5 separate regions of the Mus musculus genome follow, and all the other regions are linked to region 1. The links are chromatin loops, found by intact Hi-C in ENCODE. Cell type or tissue: left cerebral cortex. All regions are shown on one strand. Links, peaks and the distances in the headings refer to the core of each region. The heading gives the core; the rest is flanking DNA.

Evidence for each region. A loop is a pair of places that touch in the nucleus more often than their neighbours do. Peaks named below come from ENCODE experiments on the same cell type or tissue, not always from the same donor. Only the 100,000 strongest peaks of a DNase experiment are listed, where the experiment ranks them.
Region 2: a loop joins it to region 1, with 10 times the contacts of the local background. A loop is called at or near these places in 5 of 42 quality-filtered maps.
Region 3: it touches region 1 in a loop (2.2-fold over the local background); 13 of 42 quality-filtered maps call a loop at or near these places.
Region 4: a loop joins it to region 1, with 7 times the contacts of the local background. A loop is called at or near these places in 2 of 42 quality-filtered maps.
Region 5: it touches region 1 in a loop (5-fold over the local background); 2 of 42 quality-filtered maps call a loop at or near these places.

What each region holds. Positions count from the first base shown.
Region 1 is chr1:60,094,437-60,100,638 of GRCm38, reverse strand. Wdr12 (WD repeat domain 12) reads left to right here and starts at 2,732. Exons shown (of 13, transcript NM_021312.5): 1 at 2,732-3,132; 2 at 6,113-6,202. The coding sequence starts at 3,092. It overlaps Carf (calcium response factor), which reads right to left and starts at 2,392. Exons shown (of 16, transcript NM_139150.5): 1 at 2,332-2,392. In left cerebral cortex, for the core only: a CTCF peak has its summit at 2,366; DNase peaks (open chromatin) are centred at 1,620, 2,428, 2,912 and 3,419; H3K4me3 peaks cover 2,778 bases; H3K27ac peaks cover 1,955 bases.
Region 2 is chr1:60,176,627-60,182,828 of GRCm38, reverse strand. It overlaps Nbeal1 (neurobeachin like 1), which reads right to left and starts at 2,230. Exons shown (of 55, transcript NM_173444.2): 1 at 2,144-2,230; 2 at 1,075-1,366. The coding sequence starts at 1,125. In left cerebral cortex, for the core only: a CTCF peak has its summit at 2,569; DNase peaks (open chromatin) are centred at 1,739, 2,415 and 3,129; H3K4me3 peaks cover 2,316 bases; H3K27ac peaks cover 1,325 bases.
Region 3 is chr1:59,880,993-59,887,194 of GRCm38, reverse strand. No RefSeq gene overlaps it. Among named protein-coding and RNA genes, the nearest start is that of Fam117b, 29 kb to the left of the region's middle. In left cerebral cortex, for the core only: a CTCF peak has its summit at 3,252 (motif pointing left); a DNase peak (open chromatin) is centred at 3,255.
Region 4 is chr1:59,909,842-59,916,043 of GRCm38, reverse strand. It overlaps Fam117b (family with sequence similarity 117, member B), which reads right to left and starts at 3,038. Exons shown (of 8, transcript NM_001037725.3): 1 at 2,292-3,038. The coding sequence starts at 2,880. In left cerebral cortex, for the core only: CTCF peaks have their summits at 2,428 and 3,387; DNase peaks (open chromatin) are centred at 2,057, 2,577 and 3,114; H3K4me3 peaks cover 2,896 bases; H3K27ac peaks cover 2,271 bases.
Region 5 is chr1:60,148,044-60,154,245 of GRCm38, reverse strand. Carf (calcium response factor) reads right to left here. Exons shown (of 16, transcript NM_139150.5): 15 at 6,044-6,202; 16 at 293-3,665. The coding sequence ends at 3,559. Among named protein-coding and RNA genes, the nearest start is that of Nbeal1, 29 kb to the left of the region's middle. In left cerebral cortex, for the core only: no CTCF peak of the experiment used is centred there; no DNase peak of the experiment used is centred there.

The DNA.
Region 1 (6,202 bases), core at 385-5,384:
TTGGCACATGTGAATTGCCATTATCACCACTCTTGCACTTACTGTGTCACAGGTCTACAATAATGTCTTAATAACCAAAAGCCTACTACCTACTAATAGGTGAGCAGCACAGAGAGTGGACACTCTCCCTGGACTCATAAATGATTCATACCCCAGGTAGGATGGTGCAAGACATCACGTTACTGAGAAAGACATACAATCTCAAACTCATCAATTATTTCTAGGATTTCCACTTCATATTGGCAGCAGGTAACCAAAACTGAGGAACACAAACCCCATGGATAAAAAGAAACTAGGCTAATTCTCTTAAAATCCCAGAGCGTGGGCCATGATATAGCTAAGCAGCAGACTGTTGGTCTAGGACACACAAAGCCCTGAGATTAATTCCAGAATGTTAGACTCAAGGTTCAAAACAAGCAACAAGCAAGTGTGGTTGGCTGCAGGCAGGTATAATCCCAGTATTCAGGAGGTAGAAATAGGTGAGCCTAGAATTCAAAGCTAATCTGGAGAAACATAGTCAATTGAAATCCATACTGGACTACATAGGGACCCAGTCTCAAACAAAAACATAAAACCTCAAAAACCCAAACCAAACAAATAAAAAAATCCCTAATATCAAAAAACAAATAAACAAACACCAAGAGACTGTTAAGAAAAAGAAATCTTGTTCCAGATAACACTGAGTCTTCATGAGGACCCCAATAAATGAATCCCAGAAGTCTGCAGTTGATATAAGCTAAAATTAAGAGAACCAACACTCTAGCATTAGCTATCTAGGTAACGCCTGCAAGCCATACCAGCTAAGACATGTAAGTGACTATTGAAAAAAGCTCGTCCCAGGTATTCTTAGTCACTTATCTTCCCTTAACTAAATACCTTAGCTAAATAAAAATATATTTTAGTGAATTCAAGATGTGTGCTTTGCAAACTGAACTCTGAGTAATTCCTGTTCTATATCTTCCTAATCATAGTTTTCCACTCGAATTAAGATTTTAAAAATGTACTGTCTTCCAAATGTATTGTTAATCTGTTAAGTCCAAACTAAAGGAAGTTTAAAATGATGTTTTAATTAGTTATATGTTATCAGTAAAAATTCAATAGTTAATTCGTCTGGTAACACTGTTATCAGCAAACCCAATCTGAACAAGGAAATTTTTTTTCCCTGTATTTTGGGCAGAGGTTTTTCTCATTTTATGCCTCCACCTACATCAGTGGTAAAAACTTCTATTGGTAGCTCTTATGAGAAAAATAGTTAACATTTTCTGAGTGCTTCTTATGCGACATTAAATTGTCACAGCTAATCTTAGTGTGGCACAGAGGTTAAGTAACAGGTAGAATCAAATTCAGGCATTCCTGTAATGGGGCATGCAATTCTGTAAAATGAATAAACTGAGAACAGTCATGCTTTTTGGGTCGTTGTCCACTTAACAAATGATTGTTTTCGCCTCCAACTGACTAGATAACTTCTAGTTTTCTACGGATTTAAATTTAATTAGGCGACATATAGAAAACCTCTCACCATATTCACTGGTTCACTCATACCGCTAAGCCAACACATTTTGCAATCCAGTTCTGCCTGACTCTAAATTGCTGTCTCAGAGTAGTGTGTCCCTGTACCCCACCCTACCCCCGGAGGTTTTCAGACGAATGCCTTAAAAAAGTGACTTTGGGATCTTAAGAGTAATAGCCCCCATCTATTCTCCACTCAGGAAAATAACTAGAGTAATAATCGAGACCATTGAGACCGAGACAAGCCTTTGAGTGACATCAAGATTAAAAAAATAATTAATAATTAATAATAATAATAATAATAAAAGAAGCCCGAAAGCAGGGGAGAAGGTGCAGAGGACACTTTTCTAAACGTCAGACTCGGAAAGGAGGGGAGAGGCCCCTCTCGGGCGGGCGCTCCGGCCCAGGACTCGGATGCTCCGTGGCGGTGGTGCGTTCTCGGGCTCCGCACCCTCTGCGGGACAGACACCTCGCCTCCCCCTGCGGCAGCCTGCCTTCTCCCGGCCGCGGGGCCCCTCCCGGGCCCACGGCGAAGGAGCCGCCGTGGAGGCGGACGAGGGCGCAGGGACAGCGCACAGCGGCGTCCGGCGACGGCCGGGGGCGGGGGCCGGCGGTTGCTCCCAGCCCGGGAGGGTCAGGAGGTGACGGGAGGAGGCGGCAGGGGGACGAAGGGAGGTTGGGAGGGAGCGTCCGGTCGCTGGGCACAGACAGCTCTGCCAGGCCTCCGGCTCCCCCAACCCTGCCGCCGCAGCGAGCCCCACAACGCGAGAGGGGAGTCCGCCGTAAGCAGAAGGGAGAAAATTCAAAACGAGACTACTCAACCTCGTCTTGGCTCCGAGGCCGCGCCGTGGAGACCAGCACAATGCGCAGGCGCACCCCTCCTGGAGGCGCAGCGCAGGTCCATCAGATTAGACCCTTCTCAGCCACCGTCGCCCAGTTCCCTTCCGACTCGTTCTCCTTTCCCGAGTTTCCGCTCTGAAGCCAGAGGTAAGAACACATGGTCTCGGCCGAATTTGGCTGTTGGAACAGTGCACACAAGACGAACAGATGGGACCTTTGTCACTCAGAATAAAGAAGCAGGAAGTGTAATATCTGCCCGGAGAAAGGAGTATTAAAAGCAGATATGAGACCCTAAATGCGGTGTGGCAAAATAAATAAAGCCTACAACTCCCAGTGTTCAGAGGGTCTGAAACGCGCTCCCTTCTGGGGTTTGTAGTATCTGAGCGCTGAGTCTAAAGGGTCTGGGTCTAAAGACACGCTTAAAATTTGGCTCAAGCTAGTTATTTTCTTTATTTTCCTAATAGATTACGAATCTAGATAGATAAGAAACAAAAGTCTTAAGGGGACTGGATGCTTTTAGGACTACGCTTGACTAATCGATGTTTCCTAAATCTCGGAATAGGTACTTGATGTGTGCGGGCTGGGCGCTGGTGGAAATCGAACCTCGTGGTATGTTCTGTAGGAACCTGAGGGAGCTAACTGAAGCCTAGCTCCTGCTGCGCTTGCGGCGCAGTCTACCTTAGAGCTGCTTGATTATCAACGCACACATTTTCGTGGAGAAGTCTCGTGTGTATATTCAGCCATGGCACAACTCCAGGCACGTTTCTACAGCGAGAACAAGAAGTAAGTAAGGGTTCCAGCTTCTGTCCCTGTCTTCCAGGAGCCGATCTCGTTTGAAGACTCCTTCGATTTGATCCTTGCTGTTTTGACTGGGGATATACATTAAAGAAGAAACGGACAAGGTTTTAGTAAATCAAAGTTGAAAGAACTTTAATAATTATAATGGCTACAATTAAAAGAATTTATTGCAAATAAGATAAGCTGACTGATAGAAAAAAATAAAAAAGACTTCATTCGCCTTCCCCTTCACGTGCCCCGCACTTCTGCCCTGTCTCATTTGGAAGCGGTGTTCACGTCTTCTTAAATCTCCGTTTTCTACCCACTTTCATGAGCTTTTCATAATTTGACGTGTGTGGAGGACCAGGGCTTCACGTTTGCTTTCTGCATGCTGCACACATCATGTCAGTAATTTGAGAGTTGAACAGGCTTGTCCGTTAACGGTGTCTCGTGGTTTCTGAAAGCACAACTTCATCCCCCCCCCCCCCCCAAACAGACTAGAAACTGGCTATGGAGTTTGTAGAGCTGTTTTTTTAATTAGAATGAAGCCAATTCAGTGTCCGATTTGATTAGGTGTATTTTGTGTGAGTGTGTCCAACTTAGGTTTCTCTTGTTGTGATAAAACACTGACAAAAAGCAATTTGGGGAGGAAAGGGTTACAGTCATCTCAGAGGAGGCCAAGATAGGAGGAACTCCTGGCAGGAACTGAAGCAGAAACCAGAGGTGAGGGGTGGGGGTGGGGGCAAGCTGCATTTGCTCTCCCAATGGCTAGCTAGCTAAGTTTGCTTTTAAAATACAGGGTGGCTCTACTCAGTGGGCTGGTTCCTCCTACATCAGTTATTAGTCCAGAAAATGTTCCCGCAGACTTGCCTGCAGACAACCACTATAAGGGAATTTCCTCATTTCAGAGGACCTTGGCTTCTCTCTAGTTGATAAAACAAGGACTGTGTGTATATATTTGTATGTGTGTACTTCTGTGTCTATATATTAATAAGTCATATAGATGTCAACGTTGCTGGTGATACATGTATAATGGCGCTCGCCTTTAATTCCACGACTCGGCAGGCAGAGGCAGGTGGATTTCTGAGTTGGAGGCCAGCCTGGTCTACAAAGTGAGTTCCAGGACAGCCAGGGCTATACAGAAAAACCCTGTCTCGAAAAACCAAAAAAAAAAAAAAAAAAAAAAAATATATATATATATATATATGTGTGTGTGTGTGTGTGTGTGTATATATATATATATATATATATATATACATAATGTATAGAATTCAGGTGCATCATACTAATAGAGTTGTATAAACATTCACACAATCCTTTTTGGAAAAAACCACCACCCCCACCCCCTTTTTTTGTTGTATTTTTGGTTTTTCAAGACAGGGTTTCTTTGTGTAGACCTGGCTGTCCTAGAATTGTTCCCTCCAGTTGGCACTGCCTTCTGAGTGCTGGGATTAAGGTGTTCGCCACCTCCTGGCTCTAAACTGCCTTTTCTTTAGTTGACACTCCATCCCTTGAATGCTTGCCACCCAAGTCAACTCCTGATCCATTTACCATCTATTTGTAGATTTGCCTATTCTGGACACTTTTCTAATGAATTATGCAAAATGTGTGGTCTTTTGTGGATGGCATCTTTGCTTGCATGGTGGTTGGTTTTTTGTTTTGTTTTTTAGTTTATTCATAAGACAGAATATCGTTGCATTTTATTTTATGGCCACATTGTATGGCTTAGTTTCTCTTGTTGTCCAGTTAGACATTCAATATTTTAGCTGTTATGAATAGTGGCTATGTAAGCATTAATGTACAGTTTTTATGTGAACATGTGTAGCCCTGGCTGGCCTGGATCTCACTGTAGCCAAAGGCTGGCCTCAGACCCATGGATACACCTGCCTTTGCCTTCTAAATGCTGGTATTAAAGGCCCATGCCACTATGTACAGTGAACATGTGTTTTCTTTGGCATGTACCTAAAAGTATGGTTCTTGGGTCCACATTTAACTTCTAGAGGAAATGGCACACTGACTTCCATCTTCCAAAGTAACTACTGTTTTACATCATCACAGCACTGTATCTTCACCTACACTTGATTTGTACCCTTATGGATGTCAAGTGATATGCATTGTGTTTGGTCCTGTGCCTGCTGGTCTTTGCTCTTTCTCTGGAAAACTATCTATTCGAATTCCTTATCCATGTTTAAAATAAGAAAGACTTTTTATTACTCAACTGTAAATGTTCTTTATATATTTTGGATACAAGTTCCTTACTAAATAAATGATTTCCAATTTTTTTTTCTTTGAGATTCTTATGTTTCCAGTCATATTTTTCTGATCCAGTCTGTTGCACAGCTATAAAGATCTCACTAAACAGAGTGCTGCTATTGTACCTTAACTTGGACTGCTACAGTGGTTTCTTGTTGCCTACAGAAAGAAAAGAATTAAAAACTGTGTCAAAGTATACAGGATGTAAAACACTCTACATGTCTTTAGTCTCATCTCTGGTCTGCTGTTGCTGGTTTCCCACGTTCTCCTTCCCGGCTACCCTTCCCTTCCCTGGCCAGAATCACTTCTTGTAGCTCTGGCTTAAGAATGATCTTTTTTGTGCATCCTTTTGGGTCCTGAACTTCCACCCCTTTTCTTTGGTTGAAGTGACTTAGCTTTAATCACCTTATCCTTTAGGACACTGTGTCCACACTCCTTATTTTAAGAATAAAGACTTGCTGAGCTGTGGTGGCACACACCTTTGATCCCAATACTCAGGCAGGCTGATCTTTGTCATTTCCAGGCCAGCCTGGTGTACAGAGGAAGTTCCTGAACAGCCAGGGCTCTACAAAAAAAAAAGGAAAAAAAAAAAGATTAAAGACATCGTCTTTACATCATTTTGTTTATACCATGTAGCAAGTCTTGCATGAAGTACCCAAAAAAAGCTATTGAATGAAGAAAGATTTGCCAAAATATGTGTAAACACAATATGACATGTCATTTCCTCTTACAGATACGCAGTGGATGATGTCCCTTTCTCAATCCCTGCCGCTGCTGAAGTTGCGGACCTTAGTAACATTATCAATAAGTTGCTGGAGACCAA
Region 2 (6,202 bases), core at 583-5,582, 82 kb before region 1:
TGAGAAACACCCTTTAAGGAACACCCTTCCCAATGGCCTAAGATCAAATTTACTATGCAAAAATTTACATGAAGGAAGTCAAAGAAATGTATTTCTGAATGGCAAAATGATAGGCCTGAATCAGATATTTCTGAATTCCAAACTCACAACTACACCAGTTCTCCCGAATAAAAGGATAATTACAATACCTACCTCACTAGAACCTAGTTAGTATTAAATGAGATAATGCTAGTATATGCTAACATAATGTTAATCCTGTAATAACTACCTCAATCAATAACCTTCAAAAATAATTTAAAAGGTTGATTAAAAAAAGTTTAGGGGAAGGGGGAAAAAAAAGTTTAATGTCCAAACAAAACTGTCTTTACCCCCAATTAAGGGAAGAAAAAAATAGCAGAAAAATAAAATATTTGGGGCAGATAAGATGGCTCAATGGGTAAAGCACCTGCCACACAATCCTGATGACCTAAATTCAATCCTAGGAACCTATATAAATGTGGAGAGGGACAACCAAATCCACACAATTGTCCCCTGACCTCTAAAAAAGTACCAAGGCACCCATGTGGCCCCCCCACATATCCTACAAACAATAAGAGTTTTATTTTTCTTTTATAGGTACAATCTACCTATATAATTTTGAGATCACTGAAGATATATCAAAGAAATATTTGTAAGTTTTTAATAGCAGGCCAATATTGTCAATGTACTCAAAACTGAAAAATAAATATGGGAAATTCAAGATCTCTTACATGTTTTTTAAAATTTATTTATTTCTCTTGCATGTTTTTTAAATTCAGGATGGGGGAGTTGTTTGGGGTTCTGTTTTGAGAATTGCAGCCCTGGCTGTCCTGGAAATGTCTTACGTCCACTAGGATAGACTCAAACTCACATAACACCACCTGGCCCGGCATTGTTCTAGGACTCTGTTCTGGGACTAAAGGTATGCACCACCACACCTGCCAGTTCAGGATTATCAATATGCACAAACACACTACACAATAAGGTCATAATGCTGGATACAAAATTTTATAATCAAGTAATTTTAAGTACAGAAATAAAAGGAAAGCAAATTACCTTTGTACAATAAAGCATCCAAAGTTCAAAGAGCCTCTCTCTGGCTGCCATTCTGGCTTTCCACTCTGGTACTTTAATATTTCCTCAAAAAGACGGTTCAAGACCATATCATATTACTTTATTTTCCAAGTTTATCAGCCGTTACAGTAAAGCTCAAAGCAGTGGAATAAACAAAAAAAAAACAAAAAAAAAAATTCGTAGAACAAATAAGACTGTCTCAGGTCAATAAGGGTCAATTTCAGCAACTACTCCAACACTTCTTCATCAGGGGTAGCTGGTCTCGTAAATAGGTCTGTGAAATACAAAAATATCCTAAGTTTTTTTAAGCCACATTTGAAAAAAAAAAATCCAGATATCCGTCTGCCTTGATCACCCCATTCAAAGGGATAAATTTTTAATGTGATTAGATATTCCAGAAACTCCTGTTTGGCACACCACGACTAATGATCAACATAAAATACTAAAACCTTCCAGGCAGATTCACAACCAAAACTGCGGTAGATGGGAAGGAAGACGGCTCCCTACTCACGCCTTCCTTTAACCAGGAGCACAGATCAAACACAACAAATATCCGAGATTTCTCGCCAGCTTCTTAAAAGTTGCTGGGAATGTTTGCTGCGTTGCAGGGCAGGGCGTGGGGGGAGGGCCCGAGGAATTCCTGGTTTGTTTGTTTTAACCATCCACACAGCGAAAGTCATCCTGCCTACCTGGCTTCCACCTCTCCACCCAAGAAGAAAGGGGCTCACACACCGTGGCAAGGACCACCTCCCGTGGGACGACCCCAGACCCCGCCTCGCAGCAGTCCGGGGACCTTTCCATTTCCTCCCTGCGTCCCCGTTACGAACAAGAGAGACAAACGTCAGGCGTGCCAATCAACTTCAGAAGCGCGGCCCGGAGCGCTCTGGGACCCAGACCCGGGACCCACGCCAACCGGCCGCAGCCAGACCCGCCCGGGCCGGCCGCGCCCCCTCGCCCGCCGCCGCCGCCCCTCAGGCTGCAGCCCTGCGCCGCATTCCCCCGGGCCTTCCCGCCCCGCGGCAGCCTCCGCCCGACCTCGGCGTCCCCTCACCACGCTCACAGGCCCGCCGGCGCCACCCCGCCGCGGGCTAACTTGCTGCCCTCCGCCCTGCCCGCGGCGAAGCCCCGTGTCACCCCGAAGCCGGGCGGGAGGCGGAGGCGGAGGCGGGGTAGCGCCGACGCGGGGTGGGAGGAGCCAGGGGCGGAGCAGCCCCTGGGCTAATCATTCCGGCCTCTGGGGATTTACCCGGCCCTCCGGCAGCCGCTCCTCGAGGGCCGCTCAGCCCCGAAGCCCCTCCCCCGGCATGCCTGCGCAGCCGCAGTGCCCTCGCTCAGGCTCTGAAAGCGGTCGGAGCCAGCCTGGGCATTCCGGTCAGTAGTCACCCAGCTGGACGTGAGGGCCGACGTGCTGACGTCGCTCCCCGCCCCTGCTAGGTGGGGCGGACGGAACTTTCCTCGCCTGGCGGCGCCTCTGCGAATCAGCTGAGGACCGGCGACCCTAGGGCGTCTCGAAGGGATCTCGATTTGATTTCTTTGTAGAAATGGGATTGGTCCTGGGACAGAGCTCAAAAGCGAAAAAAGAAGAAAAGAAATCTTTACCTGTTCTGGCGTCGTTGCCTTTGTACTGTCACTGCCATTCTGTGTCTGTTCCAAGGAGACTGCTGTACGGAATGAGTTCCGTCTTTCAGAAAAAGAAGCAAAAGGCAGTCTTATTAGCTGCACACACTTTCTTAAGGTTGTTGTTGTTGCTATTGTTTTAAGAGAGGAGAAAAGCGTAAGATTAACCTTTTAAATCTAAACATTTAAGAAACTATTGTGAAATTTTACAAACATATAAAAAAATCAGTTTTAGAGCAGCTTAGCATCTGAGATGCCCTGTGTTTGATTCCTAACAAGCACACACAAGGAAACAAAGTAATAAAATGAACTTCTATATGTAATCACTAAGCTTCAGAAATAATCGAAGCCACCCTGAAGAAACAGGTCTGTGATCTAGCACTTAGGAGATGGAGGGAGAGAGATCAGGAGTTCAGCGCTGACATGGGCTACCTAGCAAGTCTGGGACCAACCTGTGCCGCATGAGACCTTGCCACAAAAGAAAAGAAGAAGAAAGGAAAGGGAGGGAGATGACTTGCTGTGCAAGCCAGACCTCCTGAAATGCAAGATGGAGACTGGAGGGCCAGCGAGCCCTGGCCACAAACAAGAGACCCTAGCTCACTAAATGGAAAGCAAGAACCTACTCATGAAAATTATCCTCTGGCATATACACATGCACAATAGATAAATAAATGTAAAGCTACTAATGCCATCATGGGGGTTCACTATGTGACCTTTATTTTTAAAATATACTAATGCCCCCACATGCCCTGTGTGCGTCCTTGTGCCACATATGTTTGTATACCCTCTGAGGCCAGAAGATATCTTATCCCTGGGAGCTGGAGGTCTGGGTGGGGGTGGGGGCTCCTGACATGGGTGCTGGGAACATTGTCTTGTGTGCTGCAAATGCTCTTAACCACTGAGCCATCTTCCAGCCCTTATCTATTCTCGCTTATTAGATTAATCTACAAGTTTTTCTTGTCAAGAATCACAGGATAAATAATTCCGTTTTGCAGACCATGCAGTAGCTTGGATATCAAAGGTGAAAGTAAATTTTGTGATTCTGTCACCAAAATGTAGAGTTCCCGTTATCCTTCACAACAAACATCAATGAGTAGAGGACGGGAATTAAATCATTAAGCTTCAGTAACATTATTTAAAAACCCTGTGATCTGAGGAGACAACTGATTAACAACAGCCTATTCACTTACCTTCTGATCTCCAGCCAGTTTGGCTGGAACAGAGTGGAAACAGAGGCAATCAATCATTCCAAAGTTTATACTCTTCCTTCTCTGGTCAGGTGGGCAGCCTTGTCTCTGAGATTCTCAGTGTTGGAGCTTCTTTGTCTGCTGATTCTCTCTCTCTCTCTCTCTCTCTCTCTGTGTGTGTGTGTGTGTGTGTGTGTGTGTGTGTTTGCCTCATAGTCTCAAAAGCACAAAGCCCTGTATTCCTCCCTAGGATCAACTGGGCTAAGGGTTAACACAAAACAAGCAAACCATTAGCAGTGCTGAGCTAGCTATTTACAATGTGTGCCTGAAGACTTCTTTCTGTGATATGAAGAACAAATGTGCCTTTATAAGGTTTGAAAGGCCTCTTCTCCCGTTGATATGTGAGTGTTAGATGAAAGTTTTCTTAACACTGCCACACCTGTTCACCATTGCCCTTAGTTACTTTCACTCCATCAGGACAGAGTTAAGAACAAGTTGTTTGCAAAGTATACCTTCAAAGTTCCTTGGCTAGCTTTGGGACAGAGTTTCACTATGTAGCCTTGGCTAGCCTGTAGTAACTTGCTAAGTAGACCAGGCTGGTCTTGACCTCATAGAGATCTGTACACTTCGGCCTCCAGAATGCTAGAACTCAAAATATGCACCACCACAGTTGGGCTTCTTTGTTTTTTTAATTTGTAGATTTTATTTTATGTGACATGAATGTCTGTGTACTCACATACCCCTGTGTGTTCCACCTATGTTAGTGCAGTGCCTACAGAGGGTATCCTTGGGGCTGGAGTTGCAGACAGGTATTAGCCATCATATGGGTGCTTGGATTGAAGATCTTCTGGAAAGCAGCGTTCTCTCTAGCCCCTCCTTCAGCTTTTTATACAAAAACTACTCTTTAAATTGTACTTTCTTCTTTTGCTGTCTAGCACTGGTCTTCTTCTTCTTCTTTTTTTTTTTTTTTTTTTTTTTTTTTTTTTTTTTTTTTTTTTTTGGTTTTTTGAGACAGGATTTCTCTGTATAGCTCTGGCTGTCCTGGAACTCACTCTGTAGACCAGGCTGGCCTTGAACTCAGAAATCTGCCTGTCTCTGCCTCCCAAGTGCTGGGACTAAAGGTGTGCACCACCACCGCCCGGCCAAGCACTGGTCTTCTTATACATGCTTTCACTCTAAACTTTTTAAATGACCCTGGGTATAAAGCTACACAAAATAGATATGCAAGTCAAACATTTACTGATGATAATACTGAAATTTATTTTTAAGCCACTCTTTTGTCTGTAATCATTTGCTACAGACAAAAGCAACTTTGTATATTTTACATAAAATTAAATGTTAGCTAATTATTACTGCAGGGCATACAGCATCCTCTAAGTTTATTTTTAAAATTGGTTTGTGTTTTAATTTTATAATCCTTTAGCTGAGAATACTGATTCTCATAGGTCTGTAGTACAAGAGGGTGGGGAGGATGGCTGCGTGGGTAAGGTGTTGGCTGTGCAAGTGTGAGGAACTGATTCTGGTTTGGTTTGTTTCAGTTTGTTTTACTTTTTATTTTTTTGTTTTTTGAGATGGGGTTTTCTCTGTGTAACCGCTCCAGCTGTCCTGAAAGTTGATTGGTAGACCAGGCTGGCCTCCAACTCACAGAGATCCACCTGCCTCTGCCTCCAGAGTGCTGGGACTACAGGCATGCAGCCACTTGCTGAGGACCTGATTGTGAACCTGCAGAACAGAAAGCCTGCTCGCCTTAATCGCGTGTGCCTGTAATATCCTACTGCTCCTACAGAGAGGTGGGAAATGGAAACAGGAGAATTTTTAGAAGGGAGAGAGTGAGCTAGCCTGGGGTACACAACAAAGGAAATACATTAAGATACCCTGTCTCAAATAAGGTAGAAGTAGAAGACAAGCCCTCAAAGTCCTCTGTTCTCCACAGGAATGCCATGCTGCACATGCACATGTGCACACACACACATACACACAAATATTTTCTAAATGGCAGAAGCATGTTTAGAACCATTTCAAATTTTGCTGGAAATTTTATCCTAATTCTAAGTCAAAATTCCTTTAATGATTTTTTTTTTTTTGAGACTGGGTCAAACTAGCCAATGAAGACTGTGAGCACCTAATCTCCCACCTCCAGAGTGCTAGAATGATGAGAGTGCTCTACCAAGTCCAGTTTACATCGTGTTGAGGTTGAACCTGGGACTTCATGCATGCTGGGCAAGCACTCTGTGGCAACTGAGCCATGTCTACAGTTCCTGTTCAATGGCTTTAAAAAGTGAATCTCAGGTCATAACCCAAATAGC
Region 3 (6,202 bases), core at 867-5,866, 210 kb after region 1:
TTAAAAATAGCCTATCATCAGTGTTTTCTTTGGCAGAGGCAACTACAAGACTACGTAGCAGAGACATAGCCAGATAGAAACTGGATGAGAAGCACCTACCGCTGAGTCTCGACTGTGGAGGTGGATGGGAGGCTGGTGACACAGCTCCACACGGCTCTTGCTCAGTCTGTGGTAAAGCCAGGGTTTTGAAGCACTCCTCTCTCTGAGCCTCCACAGGGCTGACATGAAACCTTTGTTTCATCTGCCTCTCTCCAGAGTGACCTTCCCTTTCTGCCTTCCTTGATTGTTTCCTCTGACCATGGTTTTAATGCTTTAGAGAAACTTATATAAAAACAACCAAATGGAGCTTACAAATGGGCTGGCTTTTTTTTTTTTTTTTAGGCAGACTCTCATAATGTAGTAGTCCTTACTATCCTAAAACTCACTGCCAGGTTGGCCTCGAACTCAGAGATCCACATGCCTCTGCCTCCCAAACGCCAGGATTATAGGTGTGTCGTCCACTGTCTCCATCTTGTCCCCTCAGCTCAAACGGTGAGCTTTGAGAGTCCCACCTGCTTGGTGATGCACACTTATGAATGGAGTGTTTCCTGGTGCTTGTTTCTGGTGCTAGGAATGAACGTGAAGTCTGTGCTTCCTGGACAAGCACTCAGTATCTCAGTATCTCAGCTCTATCTCCAGCCTCGAATGCTTATTTTTTGATTTAAGAGAATCCACTAGGGGATAGGATAATACTATTGTTTGGTTTTGGTTTTGGTTTTCACTGGTTAATACTCACAAATGAATACTGCACCCTGTTCAAATGTAGGTTTCAGAGATCACAGAGAAGAATAGAGACATAGGTAACAGCAGCATCCATCCTATGGGAGAGTGGAAGGGCTGGAGAGCATGCAAGCTGGCCTGCTTCAAAGTAGGTGGCTAGCTCTCCTCCCCAGTGTGCGTAAAATGCCAGGCATATCCTCCAGGCTCTGTATTCATGTTATGTCTGGAAAAAGGGTTTTGGAGAAGGTACAAACTGAAAGATTACAGAGATTTGGAAGTAACACAAATGAATAAATCTTGTAGAGCGTAACTCGAGAGAGTTACTGGGTTTGGGAAAAGTCTAGGCCCCACAAAAGAGGCATTCATATAAAAACAAATTTCAGATAGTTTTCAGACCAAACAAAACACAGCTGGCCAGTTCACTGGTATGCTCATCACACTGGTCTCTTCCTAGACAGACACCAAAGTGTTCACTCGTATATGTCACATACGCAAATGACACAGAAAATCACAAGCAATTAAGAGGAGGACTCTAGAGCAAACTTGATTCACTAAAATTCTAAGAATTCCACCCAAGCTGAAATCAAGAGCCCTGGTTCTGGTGTCTGTATGAACTCTTCAAATGTGTTTTGGGTTGGGAAACAGAGAGGATTTCCTTCCTCTTGGGAAGTTTTCTTTGTAGGTCAGAAGTCACTACTTGCTGAGCCAGATAGAAATGGAGATAGGTAACTCTATCATTTAAGGTGGCCTGGTTTACCAGGAGCCGTATCTCTTTATAAACTAATCACCTCAAGTAGTCTGTGGTAGAGAGGTTCGGATGTTCATGCCTATGGAGGCTGAAGACAACCTTGGGTGTCATCATTCTGGAGCCATCCACCTTATCTTTGTATTAATATGTATGTATGTATGTATGTATGTATGTATGTATCCATTTTTTGCTTTAATATATTTGAGTGTGTCTGGGGTGAGGAGGCAGAGGTGCAAATATGCTATGTTGAACATGTGGAGGGAAGGAGAACTGCTGAAGGTCTTTCCTCCACCATGAGCTCCAGGGATCGGACTCAGGCTGTTAACCCCCCTTAACTAGCTGTAATGCCCCACCTCCCTTTTTAAGGAAAGGTCTCTCACTGGCTGGTAGGTTGTCGGGAGGCTTGCTCAGTTGGCTGGCTCAGGGAAGGCACAGGCAGATCCCCAAGGAATCTCCTGCCTGTGCCTCCCCTACTGAGATTACAAGTGCGTACCATCACATCCAGCTTTCTTGTGTGGGTTCTGGGGACTCGGGTCTTCATTCTTGTATGGCACGAGCTGCTTACCCAACCGGATTCTTAATGCTGGTGCATATGTAATTTTAAGGTAGAAAGAAAAGAAAATCTCTTGAGACAGAAAATTTCTGTGTAGTCTTGGCTATCCTGGAATTTGCCCTGTAGGTCAGGCTTGCCTGGGACTCAGAGAGATCCTTTTGCTTCTGCTTCTGCCGAGACTAAAACTGTGCTCCACCATGCCAGGCCCTTAAGGTAGAAACTGTAAGCAGGAAAAAATACTACAGTAACCAGAAACTACTTCTTCCAAAAATTAAATATCGAAGAAGCCAGTCAATTCAAACAAACAAACAAACAAACTTCTAAAACCCAACTTCTCTTATAAAATATTTGCACAGAACTTGGATAAACTTTGGTAGAATTCTTCCAAATGCTAGGGTTCCATGAAAGGCCTTTCCTGATGTCTTAGTAAATTATGGGTTGGGGAGATGGCTTTGCTGGTCAAAGTGCTTACTGTATAAGCCTAATGACTCAAGTTCTGGTCCCTGAACTCATGTAAAAGCCAGATTCAGTGGTCCATGTCTGTGTGTAATTTTAGTATGCCTAAGGCAAAATGGAGTATGCAGCGAAGGTATAAACAAGAAAGACCTTGCATTGAAGTTGGAAGGTAAGGTCTGATACCCAGGGTTGTCTTCTATACTGCACTCACTTGACAAAGCATACACATGCCCCCCCCCAATATACACACATATATCCATGCACAAAAATAAGTCACCTGTAATTCACATTTCATTGTATAATTCAAGCAAAGCTATAATATCATGCTAAAGTCTGGGTGTAGGCTGTGTTCTTCTGGAAAGGACCAATCTGTAGGCTTTCTACCTTGTTCACACCTCATAACTAGACCTAAATGTACATTGTGCTCATAGGCCTTGCCATGATAGCTGGATATTGGTAGTCAAAAAAAATTTTTTTTCAGGACTGCAGGAAAAGGTACTTGTATCCAACTGTGTGTTTGATTCCTGGGACCCATGTGGTAGGAGGAAAGAATAAACTCACACAAGTTGTCCTTTGACCTCAATATGCAGCCATGGCACTTGTGTGCTAGAGTGCACACACACACTCACAATAAATAAATAAATGTAATAAAAATTAAAACATTACAAACAAAACAAGTGATGGTCTTTGAAAAAGGAAGCAGTCTAGCAATCAGAACTCGGACCAGCAGTGCCGCCTAGTGGTCAGGTGGCACACAGACTTTCTGCTACTGTGCCATTAACATGACCTGGAGGATAACTACTGGGGACATCTTATAAAACTATCTCAGGAATGGTGTCTGGTCCTGTAGATCACCACTGGTTGTTGACTAGATGATAAAGGTGTAAGAGACCTCTGTCAAGGTTGACAATTTCCTTGTCAAATGGAGAACCTCCTCTTCCTACATCCATGGATATCTGTAAAGGTTGACGACTTTGCATGACCTCTCATTTTATTAAATATTATGAGAAAAGTTAAAAATGATAACTATAAATGCAAAATAAAAGCATTTGAAATATCTGAAAATCCAGACTTACTCTTCTCAAAGCCAGGGTGCTGGGTGCTGGCTGTGTGTGAATGTATGTATGTATGTGTGTGTGTGTGTGTGTGTGTGTGTGTGTACATCACAGCCATACTCTCCTTCACTGCTGATCATTCTGTCCAACTTAACTCCAAAAAAGAGTGACACACATCCTAATGGCTTTCAAGAGCCCAGAGTAATTTAGAAGGGCTGAGATGCATGCCTCCTATATGCATGTGTGTATGGTTAGGTAGTACTGGGGATCAAACCTGCCAGGCAAGTTCCACCACTGACCTGTCTCCAGCCCAAGAAGCCAGATTAACAGAGGTTAAATAAAAACGGTTTAAAAGTGAAAAAGAATAGCATTTTGGCATTAGCAGAGCAGTCAATTAAACATTGTTATTTTTGAGACAGAAAACTGATGGGCCTCTCCTGCCTACAGGACAGTAGGTCCTGAGAGGAAGTGGGTGGTGTGGCACGCCTTTAATTCCAGAACCTGGGAGGCAGAGGAAGGAGGATTTCTGGTCTACAGAGTGAGTTCCAGGACTGCCTGGGCTACACAGAGAAACCCTGTCTTAAAAACCAATCAACTAACCCAAAACTCCACAGGAGTGCTGAAGGAAGGCTGAGCTGGGCATGAGTGTGGCCACAAGTGGATACATTACAAGTTCAGGTTAAAGATCAGGAGCCTGCTGGTCTGGTACGACCACTGACACAGACAGACTGCTTGGAGGGAAGACCAACTCTCAGAGTAGAGTCTTCAGACAACTGGGAAGGAGTAGTAAGAGTTACGGAGATGGACAGTTATCTGTTTACTTTTCCCGTCTGTGGTACTGGGAGCTGAGCCCAGAGTGCTAGGCATCACGTCTTAGCTCTTTCAAAAATGTTCCGTTTATCTTGTACCTTTGTTTTTCCTCCACTGTGGACAGTGTAGCTTTACACCAAGGTAGTGTTTCAAGAAAACAAGCATCTCTGCTAGCACATGTTCGGCAAGCTGTGGAAGAGGCAAGTACATGAATCACTCAGATGCTGAAAGCCTAACCTCTTTGGTATGTATCCTTTTCTTCACAGGTTCATAAGAGATGAGACATGTGCTGCCCCCCCCCCCCCCCGTTACCCTAAAGACACCTCTTGTTTTGATATTATGGTCAGTTCGTCATTCCTGAAGTGAATCTAGTTCCTTTTGGCTTTTTTATAAGAGCAAATCTCTTAGTTTTCGACAAGGTCTTGCTAAATTTTCTGGATTATGCCAAACTTGTTTCAGTCTTCCAAGTGTTAGGATTACAGACCTGCAACCATCATAGCCATTTTTTTTTTTAAATTACTTTCCTAGAAGTGAAGAGACATGACTTTTACAAAAAAGATTTTATGTGTATGGCTGTTTTGCCTGTCTGTTTGTCTGTCTGTAAACTACATGTATGTTGTCCCCAGACCTTGGTATTTTTGAAGTTCTCCATGATGTCTAAAGATAATAATGTATGTCTTTTCATTTTCCCCCCTTAGGAATTGAAGCATATCTTCCATGACATTATACATAAAAGACTGATGATTTAAATGCTACTAAAAAAGTTGGTAAGAATGGAAAACTTTCACCTGTTTTTCTGTTCCATTTACAACCCCCTCACCCCACCCCTCACCCCACCCCCACCCCATACCACCCAAGCATACAAAGACTGTTTTCTTGAATAGAGTTTTTCCCTTCCTAGTTAAAAGGGAGGGCAAGAAGACAGGGTGGTAAGCCGGATGACACTATCCACACTTCAGGGCAACTTTGCCTTTGCCTTAATCCTTTTGGTCTCCAGGACACAAAGTGCTCCTCTACAACAGAGTCACATATGTCAAGGTCTGCTGCTCTTTTTTAAGGTGCCAGTCTGACCCACTTTCAAATTTAAAAAAAAGTTGTTCACAATACAATGTGGGGACATCGGAGGTCATCTTTGGAGTCCATTCTGTCCTACCATGGGATCTGGGGTCAAACACAGGTCAGCACAGACAGCTCCCTTTTTTGTTTGTGTGTTTTTTAAGGGTTTTTCTGTGTAGGAGTCTGGCTGTCCTGGAACTCATTCTGTAGAACAGGCTGGCCTCAAACTCAAGAGACCAGACTGTTAGCGCCATCACTTGGCTTTTTTGTTTTGTTTAGTTTTTTGGGTTTTTTTTTTTTTTGACAGTTTTGCCACATAGCCCTGGCTGCTGGCCTTGATTTTTTTAAAATATAATTTATTTATTCTTATTTTATTGCATTGGTGTTTTGCGCATATGTCTGTGTGAGGTTGTCAGATTCCCTGGAACTGGAGTTGCAGACAGCTGTGAGCTGCATGTAGATGCTGGGAATTGAACTCAGGACCTCTGAAAGAATAGCCATTGCTCTTAACTGCTGGGCCATCTCTCCAGCCTGCCCTTGAATTTTTGACAGTTCTATTTTAGGATCCCAAGGGTTGAGTTTGTTGTCATGTGACATCATTCTCAATTTAAGGCTGTTCTTGATTTTTTTTTTTAAAAGAAAAACAGGGGCAAGAATGGAGCTGCCCTCCCCCAATGTCTTAATGTACTATGTGAAACAAGCTAACCTATCAAGGCATTCATCTAAAAATAATGGACTGTCTCAAAACAAGCTGACTTTCCCTAC
Region 4 (6,202 bases), core at 467-5,466, 180 kb after region 1:
GCCTATTCTAACTGCTCTTATGCGGCCTCTCCACTTCTCATCTAAGTAAGGCAACGGAAAAGAGAGAGAGCACAAAGTCAACTCTACAACTAACCCTGGTGCTGAGTTACTTTCTGAAAGCACAGCTTACGCAAATAGGCCCCTGGCAGGCACTGAAGTTAGACATTTAAATAGCTGCCATGGACAAGTGTGTGGTGACTTTATCAGAATCAAGAGAATGATATTTTGGATCACTCAGTAATTAGTTCAAAGCCCAGAGAAATAATCAACCAGCTAGAGATCCTGAGATCTCCCACATAGGGACTCTGTAATAATGAAGCCCTGGTGAAGGCTGGACTCTGTTCACCCCATGAGACATCTAGAAGAAGCTAGCAGCCTGAAGATGAGCCCAGGCATCTGAGTCACATGAGGGTTCCAGAACTGCATCAAGAAGCACCTTTGTTTCCAAGTAAGAACTTTCACATTTCATCAAGCCTGCAAACTGGTCATCTCCCTTTAATCAAAAAGGGGCGCAGTAATTACAATGTCTCTTTCTAGATTTGGCCATATAAAACATGGAATGATTTAATCATAGCAGTCTATGCTACTGAAAACACTTCCCCCACTTTGTATGGACCTAACTAACGTGAAACAAGAATATATTCCAAAAAGAAGACATCAGACATCGGCCAGTGGTGGCCCTTTAATCCCAGCACTTGGGAGGCAGAGGCAGGCGGATTTCTGAGTTCGAGGCCAGCCTGGTCTACAGAGTGAGTTCCAGGACAGCCAGCAGGGCTATACAGAGAAACCCCAGTCTTGAAAAAAGAAAAAAAAGCCATCAGACATTTACACTTGAGTAAGACTGAGAGACCTACCAACAAGCAGTATCCCTCACACCTAGTTTAAGAGTAACTACTCCGTTTTTTTCTGGTTTTGGAGGGTGGGGAGTGGGGGAGGGGGTGCCTTTGGAAAATATGAATGAGCACACAAGGAGCCCAATGTCCCCGGAAATAAAGCCTCCTTCACATTTGACTGTTTACCCTAATCAAGTTCTCCTCAGGGTGTGTTGCAAATCAACTCTTTAAAATTCTGTTATCAGATTGAGGGGCCCAGTCTCCTTCCTTGTCTACTGCCCACTTAAGCAGCTCATCTACCAGACACCAGATGCACTATCCTAGCTCCAGAAACTCAATGGCAAACTGCAGAAATCTTGTCCAGCATGCATGTAATTTTGGTGTGCAATGTATCTCTCAGACGTTCTCTTATACATTAGAAGTTGCTCCCTTGATCTAATTTGAAGACTTGTTCTCTGTGGCATACAAGCAGAGTCAAAGCTCACCTGTCACCACTTGTTCTTAACCCATCTAAAGGAAAATATGAAAGCTAAAATGAGGTCGTGTATGAAAACCACTTGCCCATTATTGAAGGGAGGGAATCCTCTTAACATCTTTTAAAAGCATTTTGTAGCCTGGCAAAGTAGCATGCTTTTGACTCCAGCACTCAGAAGGCAGAGGCAGTTGGTGAGGCTAACCTATCTACATGGTGAGTTACAGACCAGATGAGGCTACAGGGAGCCTGTTTCAAAACGCAAACAAAAAATAAAAAATAAACATAAAAAACCAAAGCAAAACAAAATGGGCAGGCCTTTAATCCCAGCACTAGGAAGGCAGAGGCAGGCAGATCAAGGCCAGCCTGGTCTACACTGCAAGTTCCAGGTCAGCCAGCGGTAGTGAGAGTGTTGGGGGGGGGGGGGTGCGGGAAGCAAAGAATAAGTCTAAGAGAAATAAAACCAGTATCTCAGAAACACACTCAGACCCTCAGGCTAGCTATCTACCATTTACGTATATGTGTAAACACATACATAGACCTATGCACACACCCCAAAGCAATCTTGCTTAACTTCTCCCTTCTTGCTACTCATTAAGTCTTACGAAATGCAAAAACTGCTCCCAGCTTCACAACTCTTCAATGATCCAAATCCGCCTTTGCTGATGCATTCAGTCCTCCAGATCCGAAACTGTTTTGTGGAACAGAAACACTAAGCAGCACACAAGTGCTATTTGCAAGCATTAACCGCGTCACCAAAAGTGACAGGACCAGCCCCAGCAGTAGCGACGCAAGGCCAAACCCCAGGGTTTATGATTTCCACAAATTGAGCCCAGGCCCAAGGTTAGCGGCCGCACCTCCACGGCGGAGACCCGCACGGGCAAGACGCAGGGGTGGCGGACCGCACGCCCCGCCCCGCCCCGCCCCGCCCCACCGGAGCGCTGCAGTCCCCACTCGGCGGCACAGGACCCCTGTCCTCCACGTACCTGCTTTGCACACCGGGGCGCTGGGGCTCCTCTTCTCCGCCGAGGGTCGGCCCTGCTCTGGGGACCTCCTCCGGTGGCGGACGCGGGCGGAGGGTGGGGCCGCAATCACCTCGCTCGGCCACAGGTGGGTGGGCGACGAACTGGGCGACGACACGGTGCCCAGCAGGGGCGGTGGCGGCTGCGGGCGCGGAGGACTGCTTCGGGCCCCAGGCGCCGTGCCGCGCGTGGGGCTGGTACCGCGCGTGGACGTCACGGACGCTCCCGTCTGCGTGGCCACCGTGGGGCTGGTACGCGCCGCCGCGCTGCCGCCGCCGCCGCGCGTGGGGCTGGTGCTGCGTGAGGCGGTGCGCGGGCCGCCACTGCCGCCGCCGCCCGAGGGGCCTGAGGCGCCTCCGTTGCCTCCGTTGTTGCCGCCGCCGCCGCCGCCCCGCGTGGGGCTGCCATGTTGCTGCTGCTGCTTCAGCTGGAACGGCACCGTCGCCCTCATGGGCTGCAGGCGGCTCCCAGGGCCCCCGGGCGGGCCGACCGCGCCACCCGCGAGGGCGCCGGCGGGCGTGGGAGACCCATTGCGCCTCACCCGCTGGGACATGGTCCCCCCGCCCCAGAGACGGCGGCCGGGGGTGCTGGGCGGCGGGGACCGGCTGCTCGGGGCCCGAGGGAAGGCCTGAGCCAGCGGGTGACGTAGCCTGACTTCAGGACCAGGGGGCGCGCGGGCAGCGACGGGCACCGACGAGGTGATGCAGCCGCCGCCGCGGCTCCTCATCAACAATAGTGTCTCCTCCGTTGTCCCCGCCCCCTGCCGCCGCTCATTGGTGTAGCGTCAGCGCGCTCGAGCCACTCGGCCTCGCTGATTGGCTGCGCGCATCTCGGCTCCCGAGGCTGCTTCTGCTCTTTAAAGAGAAAGAGGCCCGCCCCCGAGGGGTCGGGCGGCGGAGGAAACCGGCCGTGGCAGGAGGAGGGGTGCGGAGGGAACGCTTGTGGCTTGTGTAGAGGGATGCGGGGGTGGGGGGTGAGGGGGGGTTGCGTGCGTGTGCGGACGTGTGTGCGTGCGTGTGTGTGTGTGTACACGTGCGTGTACGTGTAGGCGCGCGCCCGGCCACGCGCGTCCCTGTTTCCCGCTGGAGGGAGCCCCTGGGACTCCGGGAATTTGGCCAAAGGGACGGACTGTACGGGACCACGGTGTCCCCGGGGATGGTCTGAACCGACTCTTTCCCTCTGAAACTCATTTCCTTACAGCAGTGGTGTCTGTAAGTTAACACGTACGCACATCTCTTTGGAGACTCCCCTCACCCCCGCCCCCCAATCTTTTTGTTCTGCCCTAATTCCATCTACCTATGAGCAGGGCTCTAAAATAAAAGAACTTTAATTCTAGGGTATTTTATATCTTTCTTCTCTTTTCTTTTTGGCGCTACAAAGATTCAAATATCAGAACGATTATATTTGCAGGTTAGAATGCAACTTTAGATGGTATCTGTGAAGTTCAGTTATCGAGTAGTGTTGCTACTAGCCCCCACCCTTATAGATCTCAAGTAATAAAGAATTTATTTAATCAGTTACTTTACAGTTCCCTTATACCTTAGAAAGATGCAAGTTTATAAAGTGCTGTGGCCTCCACTTGCTCCTCTCTATTTGAGACAGAACTGGGTGCACCACCCATATTTATTTATTTATTTATTTATTTATTTATTTATTTATTACATTTATGTATCTGGTTTGTGAATAAGCATGTGCATGCATGTAGAGGTCAAAGGACAGCCTGTTCTTTTCTAACATGTCTGTGCAGGGAATCAGACTCATGCATCAGACTGAGCCGTTTCATTGGCCCACCATTCATAGTTTAGTCTGGTGGAGAAAATAAGTCTCCATGGCTTTCATAAGAACTCTCTGAAAGGCAAGAAATTCTAAAGTAATCATAATACGCGGGTTCCTCTTCAATTAAAAAGTCGACATGCAGACTGCACGTGGCATCCTTAATCCCTTTATGGCTTTAATAGCTATACATTCTAAAAAGATCCCTTAACCAAGGCGTGGTGGTTCTGGTAACAGGTTCTAGGCCTCAAGCCCTATTGGGTTCCTGTAGAAAGCTGTTAGATAGGTTCCTAGGGTCCTGGAGACAGTCAGATCCCCCACATAGCCTGTGATCTCAGGTATGTCCATAAACAAGTTTCTTATTTGTAAGGTGCAGCTAAGCAATACCATCTGCTACAGACAGTTCTAAATATTAACCAAGGATTTGATGAGAAGAGGCTGTGCAGGAAGTTCTCAGAACTCCTTTTCTAGCAGTCTCTCTCCATTCATTCATTCATTCATTCATTCATCATTGTACATATATGTGTGCATCCCAACAGACAAAACCTCAGAAAAGACCTCAGAAAAGTAAAGACATTCTGTTACTAAGTCTTTCTGTCTTACTCAAGTGTAAATGGCCAATGGCTTCCTTTTGAAATATATTCTGGTATCCTAGGCTCTCTGATAATTTGTTTTGTTTGTTACTGACCTAAAGGCCTCCTTTTTTTAAGCTAAAAAACTGTTTTCATCAGATAAGCTGTATTAGATCAAAAGTTAAAATGGTTTGCATAGTTAAAACATGGTCTGCTGAAGCTAGTTGCTTAGTTCCTTTTTTTTTTAAACAGGTAGAGTCCCATATAGTTCAGACTAGCCTGAAACTCACTATGTAGCTGAGGACAGTCTTAGATCCCTGATCCCTCTTTTCTCCACCACTTGAAAATTAAGCTTTATAGGGCTGGAGAGATGGCTGAGCGGTTAAGATCACTGACTGCTCTTCCAGAGGTCCTGAGTTCAATTCCCAGCAACCACATGGTGGCTCACAACCATCTCTAAGGGATCTGATGCCTTCTGGTGTGTCTGAAGACAGCTACAGTGTACTCAACATAAAATAAAAAGAAAGAAAGAAAGAAAGAAAGAAAGAAAGAAAGAAAGAAAGAAAGAAAGAAAAGAAAATTAAGATTTATGCCACCATGGCCAGTTGGAACTCAAAACTGACTGATGTCTCCTTTGTTCACGTTTTCCTGTAGCTGTGTTTCTCACAGGATCACAGATCCAATGGGTATGAAAAAACAAAACAAAACAAAACAGCCCTTTTATCTCATTTAACCTGCCTGCTTAATTCATAGACCTAGAGCTGAACTTTCAATGAGAACCAGTATTAGTCATTGAAGCCGCCTTTATACTAAAGGCTATTGTAGTTACTTGTAAATTAAAAACTATGTAATCATCAGAATATCTTAGCAATCAAAACATAAATAGTTAGAATTGTAGCATTGGGTGCCTTGGAGTAGTTCTGGGGGGTTTTTTTGTTTTGTTTGGTTTGGTTTTGTTTGGTTTGTTTTGGTTTAGTTTTTTTTTTTTTGGTTGTTGTTGTTGTTGTTTTTTTTGTTTTTTTTTGTTTTTTGTTTTTTTTTGGTTTTTCAAGACAGGGTTTCTCTGTGTAGCCCTGGCTGTCCTGGAACTCACTTTGTAGACCAGGCTGGCCTCGAACTCAGAAATCTGCCTGCCTCAAGTGCTGGGATTAAAGGCGTGTACCACCACCGCAGGGCTTGGTTCTGTTTTTAAGTGAATGGAAATGAATAAAAGCATCCTTAGCTGTCATCCTGGTCCATTGAAGAATCAAGGCAAACAATACATCAAGGTAAGGTAGGAGTCTTTGTGCTCTGGCTCCTCTCTGAAGAGTGGCCTTGTTTGTCAAGAATCAGGCGAATCAGGCAAATAAGCACCCTTCTGCTTGAACCCCACGCCCCTCAGGAAATGATTCTTTCCAAGGTTGAAATGTGACTTATGAAATTTTAGGCAAGAAGCAACACATTTGAATTTATCTGTATTTGAACTCGAGGTTCTTCCAGGTGTGAGGCAATCCCAGCACAGCAAAATAGTAACACACGAACCTCAGAAGA
Region 5 (6,202 bases), core at 758-5,757, 53 kb before region 1:
AACTGCTATAAATCTTTAGTCAAAAACCTCAGATACCAAAGCATTTATTACCTTTAAAATGAAAAATTTTGCCAGGCGGTGGTGGCACACACCTTGCAGCACTTGGGAGGTAGAGGCAGGCGGATTTCTGAGTTTGAGGCCAGCCTGGTCTACAAAGTGAGTTCCAGGACAGCCAGGGTTATACAGAGAAACCTGTTCTCGAAAAACCAAAAAAAAAAAAAAAAAAAAAAAAAAAAAAAAAAAAAGAATTTTCATTATCTTCAAGAAAAGCAAATTTTCAAAAACTAACACATAAGAAAAAAACAGAATTTTTTAATAAAAATTACATTATAATAAGAACACTGTACATCAAGTTACAATATATACATACATATTTTAAAATCTTTTTACAAATCTAGTATAAAGCAAACACTATCTCAAACCCACATGATTAAGTATATAGCTTGACAGGATATAAGCAAGATAAAGCACAAGCTGGGGCTTAAAATTAAAAACTTCAATGCAGGACCGGATCTCCAAGCTTATGTTTCCTATCAGTTAGGAAACATTCACTCTGCATAAGATGTTAAAGCTCTCTAAGTACATTGGCTGCTTACACAGAAAATTACTACCGAGGGTCAAGTCTCCTGTGGTTGTTTATCTGTAATTTCCTGGGTATATACTAAGTTTACCTGGAGGCCTAGACCATGAAAACTGCAGAGAAACAAGCCAGGCTATGATTATGATTTTCTAACTGCTTATTTTAAATGTCCAGCTTTCCACTACAGATACTACATCTTGTAATACATGAACAAAAGAGTATTGCCAAATTTTGCTGTGGAGTTGTTAAGAGAACGCCAAATACAGATACTGAAATTTTTATACACTTTTGTTTAAGATCTTGTACATTTGTAAAGAATTAAATATTTAAATATGTAAACATAGTTTTCAAAAACTGGTACTAAGCACCTTTAGCCAACACTGACATGTTGTGACTATACATGAGTTTAGAAGACAAATACATTTTTAAACTCATTTAGATACCATTTTTTAAAAACTACTTATTTAAATACTCAAAAATATTAATAGTTCCAGTTTCTACCTAAGAAAGCAAAAATATACAATTAGAGATATAAGTATTCAGTTTTCTGTTTTCTTTTTGTTTGTGGGAAGAATGTATGTAACTTTCTGTTCTCATAATAAAAAATATTAACATAAGACCCATTCAAACAGAATGAAGTGACAGAAATATGTTATCTCTTTTCTTTCTTCCTGGGCCTCACTATGTAGCTCTGGCTGTCCTGATCTCACTGTGTGGGCCGGGCTCCCCTGGAGCTCACAGAGATGCACTGGGACTATAGGTGCCTGCCACCTGGCGGAATGAGGTGGCAGAAACACATCCTCACTGTACTTGTTCCTGATTACACAGTAACCGCTGGGTCCTCTGCTCTTTCTCTCCGCACTGGAAATTGACTAGTTTGTTTCTTAACAAGCATTTCTCCTTAGCAGTCCAAATAAAAAAGGAATGTAAGATATTTAGCAATAAACCGTAATCATTATTGGAAGATGAAAACCTATCTGTTCTTGAAAAACAGTTTCTATAACATGGATAACAAAAGAGCATTACCTATACAGTCCTAAACTATATACTAATTTGATTTCATTCCTCTTAAGTACACACAGACTAAGAGAACCTGGGTTTTGAAGTGACTACGAATTGTATTAAACTTAATGTAATATATTCAGGCTTAGTAGCCCGCTGCTATAAATACTGGCAACAGATATCTTTAGTTTTTTTCTTAAAAAAAAAAGAAAGAAAGAAAGAAAAAAGAAAAGAAGAAAAGCAGTTCCTACGAATAATCATACATATAATTATATATGAACTTTGCTTTCAATAAGATATAATAAACGTTATGTTGACAATGATACAGATGTAAAGATAATGAATTTTAGAGTTCTGCCTACTTTTAAAATAACAGAGCTTTATCTTTAGGTACAGGTCATGTACCCAAAGCAAAGTGAATAATAATGGGAAATTAGATTTTAGGAAAGTCAATCCATGTAAAGTTTTAAGGACAAATATCAAATTATATTGTTCATGCTTTGAATATTAAACTTTAATATCCACTTGAACTTCTTATTTTTAAAAATAAAAATGTTAGCCAGGCGGTGGTGGCACACACCTTTAATTCCAGCACTCGGGAGGCAGAAGCAGGCGGATTTCTGAGTTCCAGGCCAGCCTGGTCTACAGAGTGAGTTCCAGGACAGCCAGGGCTACACAGAGAAACCCTGTCTCGAAAAGACAAAAAAAAAAAAAAAAAAAAAAAGTAAGTAACTCACAAATGAATCTCCAGAAAAAGAATCTTCTAGGTGATCCGCTCTTTCTTTCTTAGTAAGGTCTTGCTCTATAACCTAGGCTAATTGAATTTACAATCTGAGTCCTTGGCCTCCTCAGTGCTGGGATTACAGGTGTGTACCACTACATTCAGCTTGCTTATTTCAGGACAGTTACATTTGAAATTTCTACCTAGTCAATCTTCCATAAAAACAAGGTTATAATGAACATACTAATTACTTGATATTTGGTACTAGGTATAAATATAAATATACTTATTTAATGAGTAAATATCGGATCAGACATTTTTAAGTTTCAAATATGAACTAAATTTTAAGCTATATATACTTACCTTGAAATATATAAATCGTAATACTATCAATTCAGAAAGAACTCTAGTACAGAAAAAAATGTAAATACTATTTAAATTATTTTCTAGTCAAAATTGAATCTTTAAAAAGCAACAACAATTTTTCTACCATCAAAAGTTCCCCCAAATGATCTATAAATAGTAGGAAATTCTAACATTTCCCCAAATCTCTGAATTTTTCATGTTTCTATTCCTAGGTAGGGATTTACCTCCAGTCCCATATAACATACACGTCATTTACATTCATTTGTGTTATTTCAATGTGTGATTAATTCAATGTTTTAATATTTCCAAGTCACTGAAATGTCTGACAGATGACCTTCAGTACCACTCATTTACAGTTAAAGATGTAAGCCAAGGATAAACTGCAAATGCAGCATTGGGGGGGGGGGGTGTTTGGTGGCTCTGTGCTACCATACACATCTATTGCTCTACCTTTCCAAATAAACAGATGATAAATAGTTTCTCACCTGTCAGTTAATCAAAACTGTTCTTACAACTTTAAATTTTCTGACACACCTAGACATGCACTTACACACTGCTTTTATTGTTGGTCTTTTCTGTCTTGTAAAAACCAAAACTTGGCGAGATAACTATTTGCATTCACACTAAATTACTGTGGATAACTTCAGATGATCTTTTAAAATATTTGCCTTACTGGATAATAATAATAATAATAAAGGAATACAAAATAAAGTAAAATATTTCTTAAGGGAAATACAAATATAGAATTGGCAACAAATATTGGAGCTTTAAGTCAAAACTGCCCATCATACATTTCTGGTCCAGTGATTGATACACCATCTCAGACAATCTCCACCTACTAAGAAATCAGAAGGGGCCAGAGCTGTAAATTCTGAAAAACTTAAAATATTTATGTAGCAGATATTTTTTTACAGTCCAGGAAAGTTTTTGCTTCTGTAGACAGTGTTGGCTCATTGGTTTCTTGTTTAACTTGGTTCTTAGACAGACTTTCTTCAACTTTAAAACAAAAAAACAAAAAAAAATCAGAAGGGTTAGGAAATGTTTTATGACACTGCGGTCTTTAAAATTATGTACATTTAAAACCAGGCACAGTGTCATAAGCCTGAGGTCACAGCACTAGAGCAATGAATTGTAGGATCAGGAATTCAAGGTTATCCCTAGTAATACAGCCAACACAAGGCTGGCCTGATCTACCTGAGACTTTATCTTTTAAAATATATATATGAATTTAAAATAAATGCAAATATATCATAATTTACGAAAGGGTCATGGTGACACTGAGATAAATACTTTGGCATATTTGAAAGCACAGTAGCACATCTTACAATGATAGCTTTGTCTCAGCTGGGTGACCTATGTGTTTGCTTATCTAAAACACTTCAGAAGACCTAAACGGAAGATCTCCACCATGATTATAACCACACAGATGGCACCAGCAGACCAGCAGTAATGCTGTCAACTGGGCAGTGGAATGCTTAGCATCTTCATCTTTTTGTTTGTTTTGTTTTTGAGTCAGGGTCTCTGTAGACCATGCTGGCCTTGAACTCTGAGATTGGAGTGCATACACCATCATGCCCAACCTCAAATCGTCATTGTACTTTATTAAGAATCTCCAGTCTTTGGTTGCTCTTAGAAAGCAAGGTTTCAGGGACTGGCTTGTTTAGCACTGTGCGGAGGAACACATCCAGTACTGTAACAGACAAGAATACTGACACAGACACAGACACAGGAACCACAGAAGAGGGACTTGAATGACTCCAAGAGCTCGTCTGCTGACCCCCTCACTAGATAGAGCAAACAGATTGGGGCTAAAAAGAGTGCCTTTGAAAGACATTTGGACTCATGCTTTCAGAAATGCTATGAGACTACGTAGAGGGTGAAAGCATGCTAAAAGGAAGAAAGCTTTAGAAGGGTAAGAATGCCTGGGCATAGTTCCCTCCTCTATCACACAAACATCAGGCAAGTACTTAACTTACTCGAGCCTTGGTTTCCCAATCTGTAGAATGAGTATAGTGCTAAATTTCTCAGGGAGTTATGACAATAAATTTACATATATGTATTTTTGTCTTCATTTGTAAAGTTACTTCATGATCATAAAAATCTCTGGTAAATATTTTGTTTGTTTGTTTGTTTGTTTGTTTGTTCTTTTTCTGAGACAGAGTTTCTCTGTGGAGCCCTGGCTGTCTAGAACTCAGAGATCCTTCTGCCTCTGCCTTCTGAGTACTAGTCCAGCAACTTTCTTACAAGTATGTTTCCCATAAATTAAAAAAAACTTAAATCTTTCTAGAATGAACTATTCACATTTTTATTTACCAAAAGAGTGATGATTAAGATAGAGGCAGATATATGTTCTAAGAATAATTTCTGTGAAGACTGTTATACTTCAAAGCAAAATGCATACCTATCTCTTTCCACAGAAGTGCATCAGCACTCGGAAATGAGTTGTGGGGCTGAGGAGATGGCTCCGAGTATCTGGCTATCTTGTAGAGTATCTGGGTTCAGTTCCTAGCACCCACATGGTGGTTTACAACCACCTGTAACTCTCACTCTAGGAGATCCACCACCCTATTTTACCCTCCCTGGGCACTAGGCATACATGTAGCACACATACATACACACAGGCAAACCACTTATATGCATGATAAAATAAATAAATATGGGCTAAGTGGTGGTAGCACATGCTTTAATTCCAACACTTGAAAGGCAGAGCAGGCAGATCTCTGTGAGTTTGAGGCTAGCCTGTTCTATATAGTAAGTGCCAGCATAGTCAGAGCGACATAGTGAGACCCGGTATCAAAACATAAAATAAAGCTGGGCGTGGTGGTGCACACCTTTAATCCCAGCACTCGGGAGGCAGAGGCAGGTGGATTTCTGAGTTCAAGGCCACCCTGGTCTACAAAGTGAGTTCCAGGACAGCCAGGGCTATACAGAGAAACCCTGTCTCAAAAAAAAAGTTATTAAAAATAAATGAATAATTTTCTTCCTCATCCTCTTTCCTTCTTTTCCTGTCTGTACTGGAGACTGAACCCAGTTCTTAGGGCCTACTATGGAGTAAAGTACTCTACTTCCCCAGCCCTCTTTTCACACAGGATCTTGCTAAGTTGGTCAGGCTGGTATAAGACTTGTTTTATAGCCCAGGGTGTCTTTGAATTTGGAATCCTTCTGCCTAAGCCTTCTAAGTGCTGAAATAAACAATGGAAATGTTATTGGAATTAAATAATTAGACAAAATAAGAAAAAATATTGTTAATGAAATCTCATATTTTTTTTCCTAATTTTGTTTCAACTATACAATGTTATAAACCCTCTGGTTTTCCTTTTATTTGATGTAGTGATCCCAGGTTATAAAGGAATTGTAAATTGATGGTCACTTACCAAGCACTGGACGGCTGTCTATGATCTGTATTGGAACGGTTTGTACATCTCCCAACAGAGTCCTATTTACACTTCCTTCCGGATTCCCTGCATCCTCAACATCTTCACCTTCCAGCAGCTGATCCTCTGCAACTGGATTCGGAACTGATTCTGGGAGGT